Linked DNA regions of Mus musculus: regions 1, 3 and 4 are each linked to region 2. The links are chromatin loops, found by intact Hi-C in ENCODE. Cell type or tissue: heart. All regions are shown on one strand.

Region 1 (2,500 bases), 82 kb before region 2:
ACCTTCATGCCATCCGACCATTTGCTGTTCTGTTGCTTTGAGGGTCTGGATGCATAGTTCTCAGCCCCTGAAGCTAAAGTTGGCTTCAGTCTGTCGAGTTGCCCCCAGGCTCCATCTTAAGCTCTCTCCGGAATGCTTGGCCCTTACTGGCACTAATGCAACGTAGGCAAAGATCACTTATTGCTGCTGACATTTGTGGTGACCTCATCAGGATTCTCTTTCCATTTTGCCTCTCTCCACCTCAATTATTATTTACTCTTTGTCTTAGATTTTCTTTCTCCATTGTGCCACAGGCTCCTTTCAACATTTAGCATTGTGCCCTGTTTTGCAAATTTGAAAGATTATCTCTACTTTTGTTTCCATCCTAAGTATATGCCTCTTTTTTTTTTTAGCAGTGCTTTTATACAGTTCAAACTGACAATATGCTGATATTCATAAAATATTTCAGACTGAATACAAACTCTGGGGCCACACTCCTGCGTAGTCAGTGGTCCATGGCTGCTAGTTCCATCTGCTACAGTGGGCAGTGTGGACATTCCAAACTCTGTTTTGTTCATACCTGTGGCCATTTCAATGAAAAAGCTTTAAACAAAAGCATTTCTATACTAAGAGGTACAGGGGACACAAAGGGAGAAAGGTAGCAGACCTTGTGGGTCTTGTACTATGACTGGTAAATAAAGACATATGCGTGAGGAACAGCCAGAGACTCCACCACCACCAGTCTGCACATGAAAGTGTTGCTGAAAATCTTGGAGAGACCCACATTGGGCACCAGATGATAAGAAGGAAATTGGAGTTCTCCCTTTGGGTCTTTAGTCTCCTTAATAAGTAAATTTTAAAACAGACTCTCAAGGGCCAGACTTTGAGAGAAAAGTACCAGGGTGTGCAAACTATGAATGTCAGCAGCTGCTGGAAGGAGGGAGACAGAGGAGAGAAAGACATAACTTTTGATGCAGGCTTACATGTTCAGCAATGGATGCCAGCAAGCAACACCACGACTTAGCAGCAGGCAGGCTTACCAGAGCTGCATGGTGGTAGCTGTATGGGTGAGAGAACAGAGGACAGGGTTCCTGGGAAGGGAAAGTACATTACCTCATTAAGGTAATAATTACTCGTCCCATCTCTTTAATGTGGCTTTAGGTGAGTAAGCCTCTTTAAAAGGTTGCCTTTTGTCCACACGATCAACAGACCCATCTAGATGAACTCTTAATGGAAGATACAGCAATATATAATGTTCTACTCTTTGGAGCAGTTCATGATGTCATATCTTCACCCAGGACCAAAGGCAGATTCCATTAGGGAAGGTCCATCCTGGAAGTTCTTTAAGGCTCCTGTAACATTGATCTATTAATTGGGGAGACCCTAATGTCACTTAGGAGTGGGCTAAAATTGGGGAACAAATATAATCCGTTTCATGAAAATTCAGAGATCCAGCCCCAAAGCTGACCACCAGGGGGAGTTCATGTCTGGACTGGAGTCTCAATGACACAGATACAACGTCTAGACCAGTGGTTCTCAACCTGTGGGTCTCACCCTGCATCTCAGATATTTATAGCATGATTCATAACAATGAATTAATTTTGTGGTTGGGGGTCACCACGACACGAGGAACTGTATTAAAGGGTCGAAGCACTGGTAAGGTTGAGAGCTAGTGTTCTAGGTGGAAACGCTCATTTAGGAGAGAAGAGAGAACAAGGAACCAAGTACCAGAGCTCTACTCTGGCCTCCAGCAAGGACTTTCCTAGGTCCGCTGCTCTCTGAAACCTTGCCTTAAGCTGCCGAAGCAGTTTTTTTTTTTTTTTATCTCCTGTTCTCATCAAAAGTGACACTCTAAGATGATTTCATCAGAAGCCTCCCCACTGGCAAGGACCAAGGCGGATGGAAGTCCTTGCAGAAGTTTTATGGGAATGACGTTCCTTCTCCTGTCTATGCTTCTCTTCAGGAGCCAAGTCTACCCTTCTGTCAACTCTTTTTGTATGTGTGCATGTGAGGGGCTGGGGAGTGAGGCCAGATCGTACTGGACAAGTGTCTATCACTGAGCTACACACCCAACCCCATCAATAACACCTGCTTCTTTAAGTGTTTAAATTCCTTTAGTGTGGGCTTAGATGGTCCTTACTTGGTCTGTTTCCAAACAGCATAAAATCGTTGTTGTTAATCGTTGTTAACAGGGATTAGTTGTTGTCCTTGTTAACAGGGATTACTGATTTTTTTTTTTTTTTTTTTTTTTACATTCACTGAACAGATACCCAGACACCTGGCCTTAGGGAGCTTTGGTTGACCACAGGAACCAGCGAGTGCCTGAGAGCTGTAACCTGCAGAGGCTGTCATCTGGGTGGTCACCTGGCAGGGGGCTCCTAGTAGATGCCCATTGTCTGGATAGCTGATGTAATTCAGCCTTGAGTATGAAAATTCACCCTCCTCACTTGCTTGTCTTAAAGATGCATTTCACAGGTTCATAAATTTGAAAAGTTAAAGAGTGTGGGCAAGCTCCCTTCTT
Region 2 (2,500 bases):
CTAGCTAGAGGACTCTTCCAGTCAACTTAAAAAGAAGTGAGCGAGCGACAGAAGTAGATCGGGTTGAGCACCCCTGGAACCTCAGCGCCTGGGAGGCTGAAGCGGGAGAAACTCTCGGGGATTCTCTACCTACTCTCCCACGGTCAGCTTACTCTTTTCCTCTCCTTTCTTGGTCAGGTAGTCATAAAAATGTACGAATTGGCGTTTTAATAACGCCTCCCACCCCAGGCCCCAAACTCCCAATAATGTTGTGTTCATAACTCTTAGCAGCAGCAGCAGCAGCAAGGATCAGTGGTACCCCACCCCCACCCCATGCATACCAGATTAACTCATGGTTCCAATGCAGTCTTAATAGCCAGCCTGGGCATCCCATAAGGGGACAAGAAGTAGGAGTATAATCCTCAGACTGGGGCTCAGGCTGGGCCTCAAGCAATTTTTAACCTCACAGGCCACCTGGAGAGTCTGAAAAAAACAAAGTTAACTCTCTTCAGAAAACGCCCCTCACCACTCAGCACGTGCTTTCAGGGGGTTCTATACTAGAATTAACTTTTGAATTAACTTAATTGAATAAATCAAAGTCCCATTCCTTAATATATGGTAAACAGAAAGCCGTAAGACCTCAAGAATCGAACGGTCTAGTAGTCAAAACAGAACAGTGGCCAGAAATCAACACATGCGTAGATAATGACAAGCGCCATGGAGAAGAGAGCATTCTAGAAGCCAGTGGCAGAGATTTTGTATAGGTTGAGTTGAGGAGGGAGCTTAGAAACTTAGAAACTTGTGCTTTGAGAGGCAATGGTTTTAAGTAGATGGGTGTGGTGGATTGATCCAGGCGACCCTACCAGGCATAGCAGGCCAGTCAAGTAAGTTAATGAAGAATTTAAGATTAACATGACTCTGGGCTGTGCTGCTTAGGGGTCAGTGCAGTGACAAAAGTTGGGGTCTGGGGTGGGGCTGCTACTAAAATGCTGAGTAGTGTCTTATGAACATACACACACACACACACACACACAGGGGAAATGAGCAAGTTTGGCTGTAGGGGAGCGGCCTTGAAGTCCTCCGTCCATTATCAGGGTCAGAAGTTAGCCCTGTGTCTGCTCAGTAAGATGAAAGAAAACCACGGGAGGGCAGCGGGTGGTGGAGAACTACGCTGGGCTCGTGGGCCTGAAAGTGAATTTTAGCTGCTGTATGCAAAGTCCTTGGTGTGTGGACAGAAGGGAGCCGGTAAGAAGGTTACAACAGGTCAGGAATAAATAACCAGCAGGCGGAGGATCCCGGATCCCGTCCTGCCTTTTGTTGGGTGAGGAGCGCCAGGCAAGCGCGTCCACCTTGGCTTAGGAAGGAGGCGATTGGACCGTCCGCCCGCAGCCGCAGCCCCGGGTGACGGTGAGGGAACCGGGGACGGGGGGGGGGAGGGGGGGAGGTACAAGACGGGACCTCAGAGCTCTGCTGTCCACCCGAAGCCCCGCGACGGGGACCCCGGAGTAAGTCGGGGACGGGCCGCGTTGCGGCGGGAGGGGGCGGGCGGGCAGATCCCACCCCTTCCTGAAGGAAGCGCCCTCCCCACCGCGACTGCCACCGCCGCCGCTGCCGCCGCAGGTCACGGCCCGCGAGCCGCCGCCGCCCGGAGCAGGTAGGCGCGGCGCCCTCATCCGCCCCTGGCCCCTGATGCCCTGCTCGTCCTGCTCCCGACCCAGCGAGGACCCCACCCGGGCGGCCGCGGTGCCTCCCCAGCCCCCGGGCGCGTACTCCCGAGCCCGAGGCGGGCGGTGCAGCTCCGCGGCGCGCCCGTCCCGCTCGCCGCCGCCGCAGTGTCGCCTGCGGCCCCCCGCCCCGCCCAGTGACAGGTGTCCCACCACCGCGGGTGGGGTCCGGGGAGGAGCGGCGGAGCCCAGCCTGCCGGCCCCGGCGCTAACTTGCGGTGCCCTGAGCGCAGCCCCGCGGCCGCCCTACTGGGCGCGCGTTCCTGGGAAGAATCCAGGATTTCGGGCTTAACCAGGGGGAGTGCGGGGGTGGGGTACGGGTCGCGGTGCACGAGGCGCTATGGTTATCCACGGTCATAATAATTTTCAAAAGTCGACATTCTTGGGTTATGGAGAGAGCCTTCGCTGAGTGGTTTTCCCCCTCCTTAAATGAATCAAAGAGGGAATAAGGGGTTTCCCAGTTGAAATTCATGTTCCTTCCTCCCCACCCGCCCTCCATTCATCCCTCTCTGTCCACCCCTGACCCCCATGGCACTTTATTATACCCTAAGCACTTTGCTGGTCTTTTGGTCGCGGTTTTTCCGACCAGATCTTTCAGGGCTGAGCCAGGGTGGTGATTGCCAACGTGAGAACAGAGCCCAGGTGAATGGAAGCCAGCCAACCCCCCTGGGCGATCCCAGGCTGACCTCCGACATACATGGTCCTGATAGGGAACCGAAATGCACGGATGCATTTAAAAGGCAAGACAGAATAAAGCACTTCTTAGATCTATTACAGTAACACCGCCGAAAGGGCGA
Region 3 (2,500 bases), 77 kb after region 2:
TTTCCCTCCCTCTCTGTGGATTTTAACCATTTGAGAATCAACACAAAGAGGCTGGAGAGACCAGGAAGCCCAACCGTTCTAGTCTCTGCAGCCCCACGCCTGAAGACCTTTCCCCATCCCTCCCTGTAGTTGCTCACAGCCTGTGTGTCTCCCACCGCTGTCTCCTAGCTCACAAACGATGAAGAAATCCACAACGTGGGGACATCCCTGACCTTCGGGTTTGGCACTCTGACCTGCTGGATCCAGGCCGCACTGACACTCAAAGTCAATATCAAGAACGAGGGGCGGAGAGCTGGGATCCCGAGAGTCATCTTGTCAGCTGTCATTACCCTCTGCGTAGTCCTGTGTATCCTTTGAGGGCTCTTTGTCAGGGACAGCAGAGCACAGGTAAAGACCATTGCCCTTCCCCCTGTGTAGAAAAGCTGTCAGGTCAAAAAGCGTCAAAATGAACCTGTGCCTTTGTGCTCTACCTTTACAAAGGTCTAGCCAGGGGCTACAGAGATGGCCGGGTGGTCAAGAGCACTTGCTGCTCTTGCAGAGGACTGGGGTTTGGTTCCCACCCCCCACATGGTGGCTCACAACTGCCTGTAATTCCAGAGAGGGTATGCTGTACCCCCATCTGGATTCCTCAGATACTGGGCACACTATGGGTGCATATACATACATGCAGACAGTAGTCACACACACACACAAATAAGTCTTTACATAAATAAATAAAAATTAATAGTCAGGTCTGGTGGAGCATAGATGAAATTCCCAGAACCTTCGAGATGAAGGCTAGAGAACTGGGAGATTAAGATCAGCCTTGCCTACATAGTGAGTTCAAGGCCACACTGGACCACATCAGACCCTGTCTCAAAAATAAAAGTAAATAAAAAAAAAATATATATATATATACATATATATATATATATCTCAGACCAGATTTTTTTTTTATACCAAGCCAAAGAGAGACGGGTAACTTAAACCAAAGCAGGTTCTGCTCTCTGAAGATCCTTTCAGCCTACAGGAAAGGTGTCAGGCATTCTGCCGCCAGCCAGAGATTCCATTCATGAAAACCACAGTACAGAAATCCAAAAGTGTTGTGATATTTTTTCCATCTTAAAAAAATGTATCCATGACTTTAAGTCTTACTCTGGGTAGGTTATTGGTTATCCTTAAAACGAATCGCAGGGGACAAATGCTTATATCTCTCAGGATTATACGTTTTTCTGGAAAACAAGTTCAGGAACTGGGTAGCCTAGGGGTGTGGTTTTCCTGGATAAAGATTTGAGCCTTTGGGGTGCTATGCTTTTTCTCCCCTTAGACTTTGAACCAAGGGAGGAGAGACAAAGAGGAGCTGGGCAAAAACCAGCCTTGATTCCTAGTGAACAGGGGGGGGGGGGGATCAGCTCAGACCCCATCTGCACCCTGTCATCAACAAGCAGAGGGAGGGAAAGGCAGAGTGTACCTCATTCCCTCAAACCCCAGACAAGCCCCCAGAGAGCAGGGCAAGCCAGCGCATAGCCCTGGCTCAATAGAAGTCACCAGTCCCTGTCTGTGTTGGTCACTCTTCTGTTGGTCTGTGTTGGTCTGTTGCTGTGATAAAAATACCCTGACCAAAAGCAACTTAGAAGATGAAAGGTTTGTTGAAGCTTACAGATCTACGGGGTTCAGGTCCATCATGACAGGAAAGCTTAGTGGTCAGAGCAGGAAGCTGGCTGTTCATTTTTTTCACCCATACACAGGAAGCAGGATGAGGAAGTGGGGCAAAGCTCTAAAGTTTCAAAGCCTGCATCCGGAACATACTTCCCTCAGCAAGGCTCTGTCTTCTAACAGTTCTGTAATTTTCACAAACAGAACCCCCCAGCTGGGGATGAAGTTTTCAAATACACGAGTCTGCGGTTGGCATCTATCATTCAAACCCCAACCCCACCCCACCCATTACTTACACTGAGCACAGAGCAGATGAAAAGAAATCAGCTTTTATTCCTAGTAAAGGGGGTTCGAATGGCTCGGGCCTTGTCTACACCCTGTAGTAACCAACAGCTACTCAGGCAGGTTCTCCTCAGAAGAGGGAGTCACAATTCCTAAATGGTCACCCACAGCTAACACTTACACACCCCAGTCAGCAATACCCAGTGCTTGCTGAGCGCTTACCCCGTCTAGGCATCGTTCTAAGCTCGTGAAATGTATTGATTCTTTCAATCAGAGGTTGAGCTTCACAGGTAGGCTAATTTGTCCAGGATCCCACAGATTGTAGCTACCTGATGCCACATGGTCAAAGAAATCAAAGCTGCCATGTCCCCAACGAGTTAACCCAGCCCTGGTGACATTTTCTACCCTCAGTCAGAAGAATGTGCAGACTGTCTGTGACTCTGGGGCTGACAGTTAATGGTTCCGATTTGGTTGCATCTGAACACTTGGAAGCGCTGCTGCCTAAGTTAGGGTTTCTATTACTGCGACAAAAACACCATGACCAGAAAGCAAGTTGGGGAGGGAAGGGTTTATTTGGCTTACA
Region 4 (2,500 bases), 85 kb after region 2:
GTCACTGTCTATGTCTTGAGACACACCAGAAGAGGGCATCAGATCCCCAAATGGTTGTGAGCTACCATGTGGTTGAGTCACCATGTGGTTGCTGGGAATTTAACTCAGGACCTCTAGAAGAGCAGTCAGTGGTCTTAACCGCTGAGCCATCTCTCCAGCCCGAGGGAAGGGGTCTCGATAAAGGCCTCCCAGTTAGCGCTAAGTGCTCCAAACTCACTCTCTGCACACTGTCCAGTTGTGGGTCTCTGCTAATTACCATCTACTCAGAGCAGCAGCTTCTTTGATGAGGGCTTAGTCTGTGAGCTATGGTATAGAAATGTGTCATTAAGAACCACTGTACTGCAGTGGGGTCTCCCCTAGGCTCATGACATTTAGGCCCAGTTCTTGGCCATCTTACGCAGTATTTTGTACAGGTTCCATGTCATGTCATCTGGGTTACCAAAGATCCAAAGTGATAAGTACCATATTTCCCCTTACATATGGACGTCATCTTTTAAGTTTTAGATATGTGTGATTCAATCCAAAAACCACAGTGGTTAGGTAGCTGGTCAGGGACGGGGGTTGGGAGGCTGGGCATAGGAATGGGATCTTCCAACCCTTTTTATTTTTAAACGATCTCACACAAATACAGATGGAGCTCAGTGTGACCCCTTAGAGCTGAAATTCACAGCACTCATAGGAAGCCATAGCTGGGGCATCTTCATACAGAATGAGCAGCCCTGGCTGTCAGGGAACAAAGTCCCACACATACTGAGTTTCCTGTTGTCCAACTGAGCCTCTCGAAGGAGAAAAGGCCAGAAGTATTTAATGGTCATCCCAGCATTAGAGAGGCAGAGGCAGGAGGGCTGGGTTCCACTCTAGAATGAGCTACATAGTAAGACCCCTATCTCAAACAAGGAGAGAAGGAAGATTAAAGTATTGCCATATATCAACCCTTCCGAGTTATCCAGTCCAGATCTCCATCCTGCTTGGTCCACTCTTTACTAATTAACGACATCTCCACTGTAAGGCATCTCAGTTTTAACCCTTTATCTCAAGCCCTTAAACCCACCCTTGAACAGTTGTCCTGTGTAAGTTAAAGATGTGCGTCTTCCAATCGTTACAGGGGTCTCTTTCCCCTTACTCCTGTATCTGTTCTCACAGCCAATATTTGTGGGGAAACCCAAACAAAGTGACCTTTGAAGCTGAGTGCAAGCCAGGCATGACAGCGCACACCTTCAATCCCAGCCCTCAGGAGGCAGAGGCAGGCAGACCTGAGATTCCAAGGTCATAGTGAGGTCCAGGGTGACCACGACTACTTGCTGAGGCCACTTCTAGAAGGAAGAGGAGGAAGAGGAGGAGGGGGGAGGAGGAAGGAAAGAGGAAGGAGGAGGAGAAAGAAGAAGGAGGGAGGAGGAAAGAAAAGGAAGAAGAGGAGGAAGAAGAAGAAGAAAGAAAGGGGGAGGGGAAGGGGGAAGCAGGGAGGAGGGAAGGCGAAATTTAAGGCCAGCCTGGGCTACATGAAACCCTCCAGGTCTTTAAGGATGACTGTGAATCTCTACTGCCACCATCTGGCCCTATCTGCTAACCATCTCTCCTGATGTCTCCTAACAACAAACCTGGTCGGCTTCCATTATGGGTTCCCTTCAACCTGCTCCTGACACGACAAAGCTTAAAGGCTCTTAAAGGCTACACTTGTTCATTTTCTTTCCTGTGCTGACGAAACTCCAGGGCTTTCCCATGTCCTCAGACTGAAATCCCAGCTCACTACAATGTCCCATAGGTCCCAGCCCTCTAAACCTTTCCTTATTGCTGAGACTCCAGGGGTAATCTACCTTCAGATATGAAAATCTCACCCTCTTCACCGAGTTGGGTGTGGTCTCTCCACTCTTCAAATCAGCCTCCAGAGTCTACATCGACACTAGTTCTTAGGATTTGTTATGGACTAAGTCTTTGTAAAACATGATCTCGGGCCAGAGAGATCTTACTTACTGATAACCTGGACAACCGGAGTTCAATCCCCAGGACCCAGGTGGTAAGGAAGCCAATCTACAAGGTTGCTCTCTGACCTCCACATGTATGTCATGACACATGCACAGAGACATTAATAAGGTACATACATGCTTGTAACTGACTAAGATTACAGTGCACAGCAGCTGGGGAGTCGGCTCAGTGGTTAAAGCACTGGATGCCCTTTCAGAGGACCAGGGTTCAATTCCCAGCAATGACATGGCGGCTCACAACATCTGTAACACCACTTCCAGGGGGTCTGATATACTCTCATCTACCTTCTACCTCTGCTAGGACCAGGCTCATAACAGTGTACAGATATATGCAAGCAGGCTAAGAATGGCTTTATTTGGAGATGTGACCATGTTGGAGTGTGTCACTGTGGGCTTTAAAGCTCTTGTCCTAGCTACCTAGAAGCTAGTCATCTCCTAGCAGCCTTCAGACAGAGATGTAGAACTCTCAGTTCCTCCTGCACCATCCTGCCTGGACACTGCCATCTTGGTGATCACCC

Evidence for each region. Hi-C counts contacts between places; a loop is a spot of excess contacts. Peaks named below come from ENCODE experiments on the same cell type or tissue, not always from the same donor. Only the 100,000 strongest peaks of a DNase experiment are listed, where the experiment ranks them.
Region 1: a loop joins it to region 2, with 4 times the contacts of the local background. A loop is called at or near these places in 13 of 42 quality-filtered maps.
Region 3: it touches region 2 in a loop (2.8-fold over the local background); 16 of 42 quality-filtered maps call a loop at or near these places.
Region 4: it touches region 2 in a loop (2.9-fold over the local background); 15 of 42 quality-filtered maps call a loop at or near these places.

What each region holds. Positions count from the first base shown.
Region 1 is chr5:100,240,047-100,242,546 of GRCm38, reverse strand. It overlaps the pseudogene Gm8091. Among named protein-coding and RNA genes, the nearest start is that of Gm36304, 24 kb to the right of the region's middle. In heart, a CTCF peak has its summit at 1,449 (motif pointing right); no DNase peak of the experiment used is centred here.
Region 2 is chr5:100,158,352-100,160,851 of GRCm38, reverse strand. Tmem150c (transmembrane protein 150C) reads left to right here and starts at 1,571. Exons shown (of 8, transcript NM_001382851.1): 1 at 1,571-1,633. In heart, no CTCF peak of the experiment used is centred here; DNase peaks (open chromatin) are centred at 1,491 and 1,631; H3K4me3 peaks cover 1,452 bases; H3K27ac peaks cover 1,150 bases; H3K27me3 peaks cover 1,362 bases.
Region 3 is chr5:100,081,420-100,083,919 of GRCm38, reverse strand. It overlaps Tmem150c (transmembrane protein 150C), which reads left to right. Exons shown (of 8, transcript NM_001382851.1): 7 at 169-346. The region is part of intron 1 of Tmem150cos (transmembrane protein 150C, opposite strand); the gene reads right to left. Among named protein-coding and RNA genes, the nearest start is that of Tmem150cos, 4.7 kb to the right of the region's middle. In heart, no CTCF peak of the experiment used is centred here; no DNase peak of the experiment used is centred here.
Region 4 is chr5:100,073,796-100,076,295 of GRCm38, reverse strand. No RefSeq gene overlaps it. Among named protein-coding and RNA genes, the nearest start is that of Tmem150cos, 2.9 kb to the left of the region's middle. In heart, a CTCF peak has its summit at 1,561 (motif pointing left); no DNase peak of the experiment used is centred here.